2 separate regions of the Homo sapiens genome follow, and region 2 is linked to region 1. Evidence: read pairs that join two places in POLR2A ChIA-PET (ENCODE). Cell type or tissue: OCI-LY7. All regions are shown on one strand. Each heading gives the region's core, and the rest is flanking DNA. Links, peaks and the distances in the headings are about the cores only.

Region 1 (6,764 bases), core at 1,193-6,192:
ACCAAACTTCAGAGTCAGGCATTTTCTCGAATCCCAGCTCAGCACTCACCTGTGGAGCAGGCTGGTTAACCTCTGTGTCCCCGGTTTATAAAATGAGGATGATAGCAGCTACCATGCGGTGCTGCTGTAACAGCTGAGAGTGAGATGGGTTAAGTGCCTGGTACGTGGTAGATGCACAATACATAATAGATACCATTACGCCAGCCTATCAAATTGCACTTAAATATCATTTTTTCCTTTTTATTGAAAGGGTGGTCTATAAAAATATTTTTTTTTGTTACAAAGAAAAAAAAAGAAGTCCATTTCTTAGGAAAACATAAAGTAGAACCGGTTATTCTTTAGGGAAAGAGAATTACATATATATAAACCAACCCCCCAATTCAATTTTAATGCTTTTTACCTATTTTCAAATACCTCAGCAAAGCAATTTTACTGCAGAATAATTAGAAAATACAGATAAATAAAAAGAAGAAAATGAGTCTACCATAATCCCACCATGCAGAGATAACCATACATGGCACTTTGGTGTCTGCCTCCCAGAACGTTTTGCTCAGCTTATAAACATGTGTATGTAAACCCATTTTTAAATAATCCCACACAGCAAAGACCAGGAACTTCATTTCCCTCAGGATCATCTCTGCCTGCACTAGTCTTTGCAAGGAACAAAACGCAAATACTTAAGAGGGATTTTTCTTTATGTATTTATTTAGCAGAAGCACATAGGTAAAGGAATTATTTTTAATTAAACGTACTATCCCAAGGCCAACAACTTCTCCACTATGCATAAATCTCCCTGTGACCAACAACATGTAACCAAGTACCAGGAAGACAAACACACATGCATTCACAATAGATGCTCAAGCCAAATATAATCCATGGACATAGACCCAGGCAAGCTAAAGACACCATTGAACATGGCAGCACTCACACATCACTCTGTGATCTTAAGCCAGTAAATGGTTCTGCTACACCAGGAACCCATGAACTCACTCACGCCCATATGGGTCCCACCAAAGAGAATTGTTTCATCCACAACCCCTTCCTCACACCAGGCAGCAGACTTGGGCTGCACTATTGCATAGGGATGGATTCTTGAGTTCTTCAAAATCAGGGATGTGTATGCTCACCCACCTCTCCTGGCCCCCACCACACCTCAATCTCATGCTCCCCCCTCCCATCAGAGGTAATACTGAAAAGCCAATTTTCTACTTCCATTCCAGTGAAGCCAAGGTCTCTCCCAGAGGCCAGCGAGCATTTGGGATTGTCATTTGCTGTGTTTGAGAGATACAGGTGGCCCTGTCCAAGACAGCCATGGACAGTGAATGTTCATACATTTTAATCACTTTCTTTGAAAGAAATTGCTCCCATGAAGAGTAGGGAGTATGGGGAGAGCATTAAAGATATGCTGTGGGTTGCTAAGGAACAGAAGACATAAAGATTTAAGGAGCAAGTGGGATGAAGGCTATTTCTTTTTTTTTTTTTTTTTGAGACGGAGTCTCGCTCTGTCGCCCAGGCTGGAGTGCAGTGGCGGGATCTCGGCTCACTGCAAGCTCTGCCTCCCGGGTTCACGCCATTCTCCTGCCTCAGCCTCCCAAGTAGCTGGGACTACAGGCGCCCGCCACTACGCCCGGCTAATTTTTTGTATTTTTAGTAGAGACGGGGTTTCACCGTTTTAGCCGGGATGGTCTCGATCTCCTGACCTCGTGATCCGCCCGCCTCGGCCTCCCAAAGTGCTGGGATTACAGGCATGAGCCACCGCGCCCGGCCCGATGAAGGCTATTTCTACAAGCCAAACAAGGGACAGGACTGATGGATGGTTCAGACGGAGGCCATGAATCAGAATTAGTTTTCCATATCCTCCAGGAAACTGGCTTTTCAACTCCTCACTCCTTTTATAGTGACAAAATGTAATATGTTATCCTGCTAATAGGACACCGTGGCACCAAACAACCCTCCTGGGCTGAGCATCATAAGGCAGGACTTAAGTGAGACAATGCACAACGAAGTGGCCAAAGGCAGTGTGACATTAGATGGCAGATAGGGCAAGTAATGGATCCACATGTGCAATCATTTCCAAAGTAGCGACACGAACTGCCCTTCAGAAAGACCTGCCCAGAACTCCCCTCCCCAAAATGCACACCTGAAGATGGAGGAAGCAGACCTCTGAAGGGTGATCTCAGAGTACAGATCAAAATAAATACAGTGTGACAACCATCCAACAAGGTTAAAACAGCAGTGTCTGGGCTAAATGGGTAAAGCCCAGAATTCTTCCACACGATTATCAATTCAAGCTGCTGTAGAGTTGAAATAAAGTCTCCACTAACATACAAACATCCAAATTTATAAATACAATCCATCAACAAAGCCCATCTCATAGCAGCTGGCAATGGCAATCAAAACTGGGAGATTTAGGATTATAAAAAGCAGTGTAAGTAATAAACATGTTATTTAAAAGCTTGAAACTCCCCATCTTGCCACGGCTACCATCCCAGCTGGCACTTTCAAACACCATTGTTTCTCAGATTCTAAGTCTTGTGCTCTGAAGTTTAACACTGTTCATTCTATGCTTTCCCTAACTCTACACAGAGCTTCCCAGGGGGGACACAAGCTATCAGCCCAGGGGTCACCTCGAGCCCTCAACCTGACCACAGCAGCAGAATGACATCTGCCACTTGCTCAGCACAATCACTACTGAAAAACACACCTGGGTAGGGGCCACTTGCCCTTTCCTTCTTAGATCACCCTCTTTTCCCATTTCCTGTACCCTGAATACTATTCATCCTACAGAGAGAACCATCAAGCTGCCAAACAGCAGTTCTTCTCAGGTCCTGCTCTGTGTAACACACCATCTGTAAGACAGGCCAGCTTTGACACAGCTCCCCTCAAATACTTCATCTCCCTACTCTTCTCCCTCACCAAGCTGAGCCTGCCCATCATTGCAGGTTTCACCTAAAGTCCATCTGATTCCTTCCTAATTAGGATTCTTTTCTATTTAATCTAGAGCTGCCTTCTATCTCCTATGACTTGAAGCTATCCAGTCACCCAAACGAATGTATTTATCTTCAGTCCTACTCCTAACATTTGCAGAACCTGGGGCAAGAGTACAAATGGTGGCCCACATGCCATAAATGTAAATATTTTAGTTATACATTAAAACAAATTATTAAAGCATATCCTATCCTATCTTGATATTGATTCATTCATGATGGTAGTCCAGCTTCAAACACAGAATTCTCACTCTGACCCCTGGCCCTGTGCTGGCCCCACCTTCTTTGCCAGCGCCAACCCACACCACAAGGGGTCTCTCACTAATGGAAATGCTGGGCTGCATACACAAGTCCTTCTTTCCCAGCCTCCTCAAATAGCCACTTCTCTGTCATCCCTCGGGCCTCAGAGCGTGCACACTGGCATCATAGTCTGCTCTTGGGATGAGAGAATGAAGCCCACACAGGCCATGGAAGCAGACGGGACATGGAACTCGGGTCCTGGGTATCCAGAGCATCACATACGTTCTGGACTGTAGAAGAGAGAGTGTGGACTCTGTGTGGGCCTGGCCCCTTGGTCCTGCGTATCTCCTGTCCCATGGAGACATACAAACCAAGAGGGCCAGAATGGGACCCTATTGTCAAGGTCTAAGGATGATACCACTCAGCTTCATGGGCATATCCAATTCCTCTTTCAAAACCTAGGTCAGAAGACATCACCACCTCGAGGAAGTCTTCCCTGACCATTCCCTGATCCCACAACAGCCAATCCAGTGGGCTCAATGAATGCTTGTTAAATGAATGCTGTGGAAACACCAGGATGAGCATAGATTCCCTGTAATCCAGACTGAACCTATATTTCAGTCTTTTCTCCCAATAAAGACTTAGATACTTGTGGGCCGTGGCCACATTGACTGAAATACCACGAACCCCTGGGTTCCTCACCTAGGATGCGGGAGTCAAGGTTCGCAGCTGAGAAGCCTGTCAAATTAGGCCTCTTCCTGGCTGAGAGGTCCAGATGCTTTGGGTAACAGGATGTTAAAGGCCACATTTGCTGTGGTCTCAGGGTTGTTGAGGCTGCACAGGGCAAAACCATTCAACAGATGCCAGAACTTCTCCTATCTTTGACCACATCCCCAGGACTTGCTAAGAAACTGAGCTGCCAGCTCTGCTACCTTGAGCCCACCACACACTTCAAGCTCTTTAAGAGAGGGGAAGAATTCACTGGGAAGTCCAAGACATTTCTGCAGAGGGAGGTCAGTGTGCTGCCTATTTCAACACTCCCCCAAACCCCTCTTCTGGACAGGGGACTACCCTGAAAAATGAAAAGCTTCCACTATGGGGACCTCAGGAAACCCTCAAAAGGACCCCATACCCAGCCGGTAACTGTGCATCTGCCACCCTGAAGGTCGTGGTATCAAACTACAATGTCCAGATTCTCATCCGTGATCCTTGACCTTCTCTCCCTGATTCTCCTAACCCCATCCCAGCCCTGCAGTAACTAAGGGAAGGAGAAGGGGAGCAAAATGTGGAGATGAAATCTACTGTGCATCTCTCTTCCCTGTTGCCTGTTCCCAGGCCTGAGCAGATGATGGGGAGAAGGTTTAGATTGGACAAGTGTGTTAGATTGGATTTTGATATTACATTGAACTGACATTTTTAATACATGGGGAAAGAGACTTATTGGTTTATTATCTGAGTAGTAGTTAGAAAAGCTAAAGGACTGAAAAAGAAAGACATAAGAAAGAGCAGGCTGGGCACAATGGCTCACGCCTGTAGTCCCAGCACTTTGGAAGGCGTGGGCAGGAGGATAGCTTGAGCCCAAGAGTTCAAGACCAACCTGGGCAACATGGTGAAACCCTGTCTCTACAAAAAAATATGAAAATTGACCAGGGGTGGTGGCTCATGTCTGTGGTCCCAGCTACTAGGGAGGCTGAGGTGAGAGGATCACCTCAGTGTGGAAGGTCAAGGTTGCAGTGAGCCATGATCGCGCCATCATACCCCAGACTAGGTGATAGAGTGAGACCCTGTCTCACAAAAACAAAAAACAACAACAACAACAGCAAAATGCACCCTACTTGTGCCTACCAAGTCCAGCTTGTTCAATAAGCCAATCATACTTCCATTAACTCACAGGTATAAATTACCTTGGCAGCTAAAGGCACACATGACCGTTATGACATTCCCATGATACCCGCCTCCATTCAGCTGCCCTAGGGGGAAAAATTAATTAGGTCATCGATTGGAGTTCTGTAAGACTGAGAAAGTCATTTTGTTCCCTGCTCAAATTATAAGTCACCCATTAAACTGGCTTTAGTTTCTCCTCTTTTCATTTTAAATCCACATATATCATGAGACCTATAAGCCAAGTAAAGAAGAGTCCCCTTGGCTGTAATTGAATGCCATTATCTTCCCTGTAATTCACTGATCTTCCACTTTCCTAAGAGATGTCCTCTTCATCACAACCATCACTCACACATCAGACCACAGGGGAGCTGCTGAATACTTCCTCCCCGGGTAATTTAAGACATGCTAGTATTTCAGCTGAACATGTATGTGAGAAAGAAACATTTTTGCTCCCTAAAAGCTGTTTGGAAAACCTGGTTGAAATTTTTTGCCTATTTCCAACATATATCTAGCAGAATGAACTCTAAAAAAAATACAGATAAGTACTTCAATTATTTAGCATGGAATTAACCAATAGCCTTGTGACCTCTGTCATCTTCTAGAATCTTCTGTGTATTTAGGAAAAAAATGTCTCTCAGAGGGCCCATGTTTTCAGATAATTTTTCTGGCTGCCTCAGAACTGTGTGGAAACATTATACCCAGGAAATCATTCAGATACAGTATTTTTCTATGATTCTAATGGAACCAAACCTAACTGGAATTCCACTGTGGAGTTAACTCAAATAATCAAACACCATAAACCAAACAAGAAACTAACACCAAAAGGTATATATATGATTGCTTTAATCCCCACCTGAAGCCTTGTTGATCTACACCAGCCCCCAGGAATCTTGTCTCCCCCTGACTTTCTAAAGCTTTAATGTCCAAAAGTATTTTCTGCCATAATGGAAATATTTATATCTGCACTGTCCAATAAGGTAGCCATTAGCCACAGGTGGCTAGTGCAACTGAGACACTGAATTCTTTATTTAAGTTTAAACAGTCATAATATATGACTGTGGCTACCATTCTGGACAGCACAGTTCTAAAGCACTTGTTATTGCTGGCAATGGAGAGAACTGTCTTGAAGAATGGGTCTTGTAGCTAACCAAGCTTTCTGGCAAACTAAGGAGCAATCATTAAACCTTTGTTTTGCTAAACGGTTTTTTTGTTGTTGTTTGTTTTTGTTTTGTTTTGTTTTGTTTTTTGAGATGGAGTCTCACTCTGTCGCCCAGGCTGGAGTGCAGTGGCGCAATCTCGGCTCACTGCAAACTCTGCCTCCTGGGTTCACGCCATTCTCCTGCCTCAGCCTCCCGAGTAGCTGGGACTACAGGCGCCTGCCACCACGCCCGGCTATTTTTTTGTATTTTTAGTAGAGACGGGGTTTCACCGTGTTATCCAGGATGATCTGGATCTCCTGACCTCGTGATCCACCCGCCTCGGCCTCCCAAAGTGCTGAGATTACAGGCGTGAGCCACCGCGCCCAGCCACCAAATGGTTTTTTAAAACTTATTTTGAAGCGGCAATTCCTTTTCATCTTATTTCTCCTTTGTTTTCAAAAGACATCTCTTCTATGACAATGGCACTGCTTTAGACATTAGGATGGATGCCTCT
Region 2 (6,764 bases), core at 1,113-6,112, 120 kb before region 1:
TCCTCTGAGCCCCGCTTCCTTCCCTGGCTACACACAGAATCATTATCTTGCGCCGTTGACTCTGTGCCCTGAAATATCCCAAATCTGTTCACTTCTCTGAATGTCCACTTTTAGTACCTTCAGCTCTCGCCTGGACACCTGCAGTGGTTTTCACTCCTGTCCTCTATGATTTATTCCTCACCTGGAGAGAGGGAGAAAGAGCTGAGAACAGAAAACTCTGGAGTCCACATAAAGAGGATGCGGCAAAACAGATGAAGCAAGCTGTTGAGCAGATGAGGACGGAGCCCACAGGGAGGGAAGGGGAGAGGTGCAAAGGAAAAGAATCTTGGTTAAAATTGTCACTTTGAAAAACAAGATTGCAGAGAGTGACCATCGTCATTCCTAGACAAAGTTGTGTCTGTGAGGATATGCCGGCCGAGCAAGACAATACAAGGTCAGGACCATCATCCTGGAAGCAAAAGTCAACTGGATAAAGACAAGAGCTGAGCAGGAGAGGAAGACCATGAGCCAGGTGTCAGGGACTTAGGCAACACGGACATGAGCTAGGAAAGCAAACCCATAGGAGATGACCTTTCCTGCCTTCCATGCTCAGTATGCTGCCAAATACTAAAATTTCTACCACCTAATCTCTCACCTTCATACCCTTTCCCCTTCCCCCACTCTCTTTATAGCTTTTGTTTGGGTTCCCAATGCCTGGGACGCCACAGAGCCTCCTCACCAGTCCTGCCACTTCCTGTCTGCTCCCATCCTAGACACTGCTGACCAATTAAGCTTCCTAAAAATGGGCAGTTCCAATGATATTACTCCTTAGCTCAGAAATCTTCATCAGCACCCCACAGCTGATCAGAGTGTGTACTATCTCCTTCCCTGTCATTCAAGGCCTTAGTCTCCGGATCAATACACCTTTCCAATTCCCTTAACTCTTCCATGGGTGTCAGCACCCCAGGCAATCTGAACTCATTTTTCAAGCACACTTGGTACTTTTCACCTCCATTCTTTCGCTCATGCTGCCCTCTCTTTCTGGAATACACACACCTTCTTCTCCCTCTGCTGAAATCTTCACGTGTCATATAGTTAAGAACACAGGTTCAAAGTCAGACAGATCTAGATTAATATCCGGGCCACCTAAGCACTTGTTCTGTGATGCCGAGCAGGTTATTTCATTTTTCTGAGCCTCAGTTTCCTTTCCTGTGGTTTAGATCTGAGTAAACACTGCCCCAATGAGAACAGAAAGTGAGAAAATCTAGGTGAAGTAACTCGCATAGCAGCTGCCACAAGGGAGGGTATTCAAAGAGACAGCTATTATTTTTAACATCCTTCCTCTGCTCACTCTTTCCAGATGCCCCTTCGAAGCAAACCCTCCCTCTGCTGACCCCCTAACACACACTGCCTTTTACAGCACTTTCCTATGTTGTGTGCCACTGCACCTGCATTAAGTCTCCCTGCTCCTTAAGGGCAGGAGCCAGGTCTCGCCCACTTCCATACATCCTCCAGCACTAAGCGACTTCATGTAGAACTTTACAAATGTTTGTTGAATCAGATTATCTTTAATTCCCCTGGCATACAAAAATAATCTCAGCTATAGTGATTTTCATAGCTGTTCACTAGATTATGCTGAGGAAGAAGGGTGGGTAGGACTTGGGGGCAAAGTAATATCATTACCATCCTTCCAGTATCTAAAACATATCCCTTATTGCTTGAAACAACACAGAAACATAGCTGATTGATTTAAGAACCTTCCAGAATACAAATATGTTTAGCTCTGAGACCATTAACATGATTTTGGGGAATCATTTTGATTTTCAGGAAACATTTAATGGCATTAAAAAGACTGAATAAAAAGACCATTCCCTTACGGTCAGCTTGCAGAAGGACAACGTGATGAAGGGTCAAGGCCATCCTTTGGGAATCAATGGTGCTCAGGATCTTGGCAGCTGCGGTCCCCAACAAAGGCTTCCCGTTGTACAGGGTATAGTAAGTCAGCTCCGCTGGGTCCTTCGGGCCTGGGACACGCTGCATCTTCACCATCTTTCGGAAAAAGAGAGGCCGAGTGTTTGCAGGGCATTTTGCATGGACCCTGCAATCACCCAGGTGATCAGCAGATGTTCCTCTCCTGACTGCTGAAGACTTCTGTGGCTAGACGCCAACCTTCACATACCTCCCTATATCCAGCCTCTCAAGAAGCCTGCTCTCGCTGGAGCAGGAGACTGGGAGGAGAAAAAAGGTTTGAAAAATACGAACATCTGGAAAGAACAGTTTGTGGTTGGAGAAGAAAACACAGGATAGTGATGTCTCCCAGCATCCACAGAACTCTGGCCTCATTTGAAAATAGGCCTCTGCATTTAATTCAGGGCATGTTAGGTTATTCTCAAACACGACTGTTAAATTCAAATGTCTGTAATTGCCAGAAAGGGAGAAAAATTAACTTATATGTCTGCAATTCAAAAGATCTCTGATAAAAACACTACTTGGAAACCCAATGTTCTTTTTCTAAAATAACGGTTTTGCTTTTTTTTTTTTTTTACCTAAAAGTTATACATATTCACTATAGGAAAATTTGAAAATATGGAAAAACATCAAGAAATAAAATAAAAACAATCTGTAATCCTTCTATCACAAGCTAATTACTGTTGCCATTATAGAGTATTTGCTTCCATTCTTCGTTTTTGCCCACACAACCCTTTTCCTTATTAGTTTACAAAATTATTTGTCATAGTCTATATACAATATTTTGCAATTTTTACTTGCATCTTTAAAGGACCTTAAATATAACAAAAGCATAAACGTTTATTTTTACATGGCATTCTGATGCATACCTCATAAACTTATTTAAACAATCCTTTATTAAGCATTTAGACTGTTACTAATTTTTTACTACTGTAATTAACAATTGATAATCATAAATACTAAAACTTAAGTTTTAATACCTACATAGTGTTCTACAGTACGCATGCCTGGTAAATCAAACTAACCCTTGATTATCGAACATTGGTTATCAACTTTTTGCAGTTATAATGGACAAATCATAAATAGTATATAGTATTTTCCAAAGTTTATATTACAGATTATGAGTTTCACAGGATATTAAAAGACTTTACAAAAATGTTTATAGCAACATTGTTTATAACAGTAAAAAGACTAAAAATTCAAAAGTTGTTAATAATTGGTTGGATAATGAGCTACTGTATACTCACATGATGACATACTATAGTGTAGTGGTGAAAATGAATAAACTATGGCTATTTGTATCATTATGGATGAATACAAAAGCCTGATGTTGAGCAAAAGGAACAAATCACAAAATATAAAGTTAAAAGTTAAGCAAAACTACATAATATACTATTTAGAGATACAGGCGTGGATGGTAAAATCTATACAAAAAATATGGGAATGATTTAATACAAAATTCAGATTCACTCTAAACTCTGAAGAGGGAAGAAGGGAGTACAATCAGAGAAGACATATAAAAGGCTATTGGGATAAGGTAAGGGTAATGTTCTTACCCTTCAGGTTGTGGATTCTTTTTATTAGTGTCCTTTAAATTCTGCATCTTTCTTATACTGTTTTGTGTATATGCTATACATAACAATTAAAAAAGATATTATTACAACCCAATAGAAAATGGGCAAAAGAGCTGATCAGACACTTCACAAAGGAAGATGTCTGAATAACCAATTAGCACATAAAAATGCTCAATGGGGAAATTCAAATTGAAACCACAAGAGACCACTCTATACCCACCAGCACGGCTAAAGTAAGAACTGACAACACCAAGTGTTGATGAGGAAGTGAAGCAACTGGAACACCTGTCTGTTTGGTGGGAGTGCAAATGGTGCAACCACTTTGAAGAAAGGTCTGGCAGTTTCCTATAGAATTAATGTACACCAACCCTAAGAACCAGCAATTCCAGCCTATATAACTAAGATGAGTGAAAGCCATGTGGTCACCAAAGGACTTGTGGAAGAATGTTCACAGCAGCCTTGCTTAATAGCTACAAACTGGAAAAGCCCAGGTGTATACCAACAGAAGAATGGATAAACAAACTGTAGTATATTCATATAAGAGAATATTATTCAGCAAAAAAATTGAATAAACTACTGAATAACACAACAACATGGATGAATGTCAAAACAATACACTGTGTCAAAAAAGCTTTATACAAAAGAGTATGTACTGTAGGATTCGATTTATATGAAATGCTAGAATGTCAAAATCAATCTATGATTTAGAAGTATATGAAAATATATGTTAAGAAAACCTTATGGAAGTGTTTGGAAATGATATATGTAATCAAATATAAAATAGTAACAGTATAATGTCAATTGTAGAACCTAGATAGTGATATGGGTGTTGACTATAATTTTATCAACTTTTCTACAAGTTTGAAAATGTTGGCCAGGCACAGTGGCTCATGTCTGTAATCCCAGCACTTTCAGAGGCCAAGGTGGGTAGATCACTTGAAGTCAGGAGTTCGAGACCACCCTGACTAACATAGCAAAACCCCATCTCTACTAAAAATACAAAAATTAGCTGGGCGTGGTGGCACACACCTGTACTCCCAGCTACTCAGGAGGCTGAGGCAGGAGAATCGCTTGAACCTGGGAGGCGGAGGTTGCAGTGAGCTGAGCTCACACCACTGCACTCCAGCCTGGGCGACAGAGCGAGACTTTATCTCAAAAAAAAAAAAAAAGTTCATAATAAAATGTTGGGACTATATAGATATTACTTAAAAACAAGGGCTTTTTGACGTTTAAACTTGGAAACCAGCATGTTGAAGAAAATTAAGGAGATGTCTTTACTTCAGGTCTTTTCAGAGCTTTGGTATGCAAATAGGCTTTGGGACTCTTCAAGAAGGGGCTTTAGGATGCAGCCTTGCCCAAACCGATTTGGCCAGAGAGCCCCTTTTCAAAAGAACACTTGATAAGATCATGATATAGTATGAATACATGTCCTCTCCAAATCTCATGTTGAATTGTGTAATCCCAGTGTTGGAGGTGGGTCCCGGTGGGAGGTATTTGGGTCATGGAGGCAGCTCCCTCATGGCTTGGTGCTGTCCTCGCAGTAGTGAATGAGTTCTTGTGAGATCTGGTTGTTTAATGTGCGTGGAGCCTCCCCCCACCCTCTTTCTTGCTTCTACTCCTGCCATGTGAGACCTGCTCCGCCTTCATCTTCTGCCATGCTTGAAGCTTCCTTAGGCCTTTCCAGAAGCAGATGCTAACACTATGCTTCCTGTACAGCCTGCAGAACCATGAGCCAGTTAAACCTCTTTTCTTATAAAGTACTCAGTCTCAGATATTTCTTTATAGCAATGCAAGAACGGCCTAATCACTTTCTAGACACTCTCCGGAAAACACTATCCTCACTCTTTTGTCTTTGTGTTCACCTGTGTGTCCTTGTCCTCAAGATGAATTTCTTTTCTTTTCTCTTTTGAGACAGTCTTGCTCTGTCACCACAGAGTCTCGCTCTGTCACCAGGCTGCAGTGCAGGGGTGCAATCTCAGCTAACTGCAACCTCCACCTCCTGGGTTCAAGCAATTCTCCTGCTTCAGCCTCCCGAGTAGCTGGGAGTACAAGTGTGCACCACCATGCCCAGCTAATTTTTGTATTTTTAGTAGAGACGGAGTTTCACCATGTTAGCCAGAATGGTCTCCATCTCTTGACCTTGTGATCCACCTGCCTTGGCCTCCCAAAGTGCTGGGATTACAGGCGTGAGCCACTGTGCCTGGTCGAGATGAATTTCTAGGAGTCAGTTTGTGATCATCTAAGAGTTTCTTGTCTAAATTCCTCCAGAAAAATCATACCCAGTTGCTCTGTTTGAAAGTGCCCTTTTCGCTCCACACTCATCAATACTGGATCTTAGTATTTTACTAATCTTTGGTAGGTGAAAATGGCATCTTGTGGTAGTTAAAACTTGCCTTACTTCGATTACAAATTAAGTCAAATATTTAAAAATTTTTAGTGGTCACATGTTTTCTCTTAGGCCTCAATTTTTCAAATATGTCAACTTAAGAAATATCTTTAGATTCTAGACAGTTAAATCTCCATATTCATGAAGGTAGCTCATCTTTTAAAATGATCTAAGCCTAGAAGAAAGGCCTCAGGGTAGAAGGATATTGTAACCCACGTAGAGTGAATTTTTTGGGGGAAACTGGGGCATGTTATTCCTTTCCCTAGTGGGAAAGGAGGTGGGGAAAGTGTTAGTAGAATCTGGTAGAAGTTGAATGACCATTCAAATATCTAATAGTTTCTCTCAGTTTCAACTTAATAGCAAATTCCTCCTGCCAAGATTTCCTTAAGGGTATGTTACAAGGTGATCTACACCCTCTGTAAATCAGGGATTTGCAGAAATAAACCCCCACCCGCTTCCCTCAGACTTTCCAGGCAGCTAAAGGGGCCAAGTGCACTGAGCTCTTAGAAGAAATGAGAGAAGGCTGGACGTGGTGGCTCACACCTGTAATCCCAGCACTTTGGGAGGCTGAGGTGGGTGGATCATGAGGTCAGGAGTTTGAGACCAGCCTGAACAACATGGTGAAATCCCAACTCTACTAAAAATACAAAAACTAGCTAGGCATGGCAGTGCGCACCTGTAATCCCAGCTATTCGGGAGGCTGAGGCAGGAGAATCGCTTGGACCCGGGAGGCGGAGGTTGCAGTGTGCCAATATTGTGCCACTGCACTCCAGCCTGGATGACAGAGTGAGACTCCGTCTCAAAAAAAAAAAAAAAGAGAGAGAGAGAGAGAGAAAGAACACCTCTCTGGGCCCTTT

What was found. Peaks named below come from ENCODE experiments on the same cell type or tissue, not always from the same donor. Only the 100,000 strongest peaks of a DNase experiment are listed, where the experiment ranks them.
Region 2: POLR2A ChIA-PET joins it to region 1 with 6 read pairs; 2 of 35 experiments call an interaction of 5 or more read pairs at or near these places.

What each region holds. Positions count from the first base shown.
Region 1 is chr11:33,454,683-33,461,446 of GRCh38, reverse strand. All of the region lies in intron 1 of KIAA1549L (KIAA1549 like), which reads right to left. Among named protein-coding and RNA genes, the nearest start is that of KIAA1549L, 82 kb to the right of the region's middle. In OCI-LY7, for the core only: CTCF peaks have their summits at 3,090 and 3,289 (motif pointing right); a DNase peak (open chromatin) is centred at 4,046; H3K4me3 peaks cover 1,623 bases; H3K27ac peaks cover 2,137 bases.
Region 2 is chr11:33,569,966-33,576,729 of GRCh38, reverse strand. KIAA1549L (KIAA1549 like) reads right to left here. Exons shown (of 21, transcript NM_012194.3): 10 at 1,857-2,028. Among named protein-coding and RNA genes, the nearest start is that of C11orf91, 130 kb to the left of the region's middle. In OCI-LY7, for the core only: a CTCF peak has its summit at 3,707; DNase peaks (open chromatin) are centred at 1,229 and 3,769; H3K27ac peaks cover 644 bases.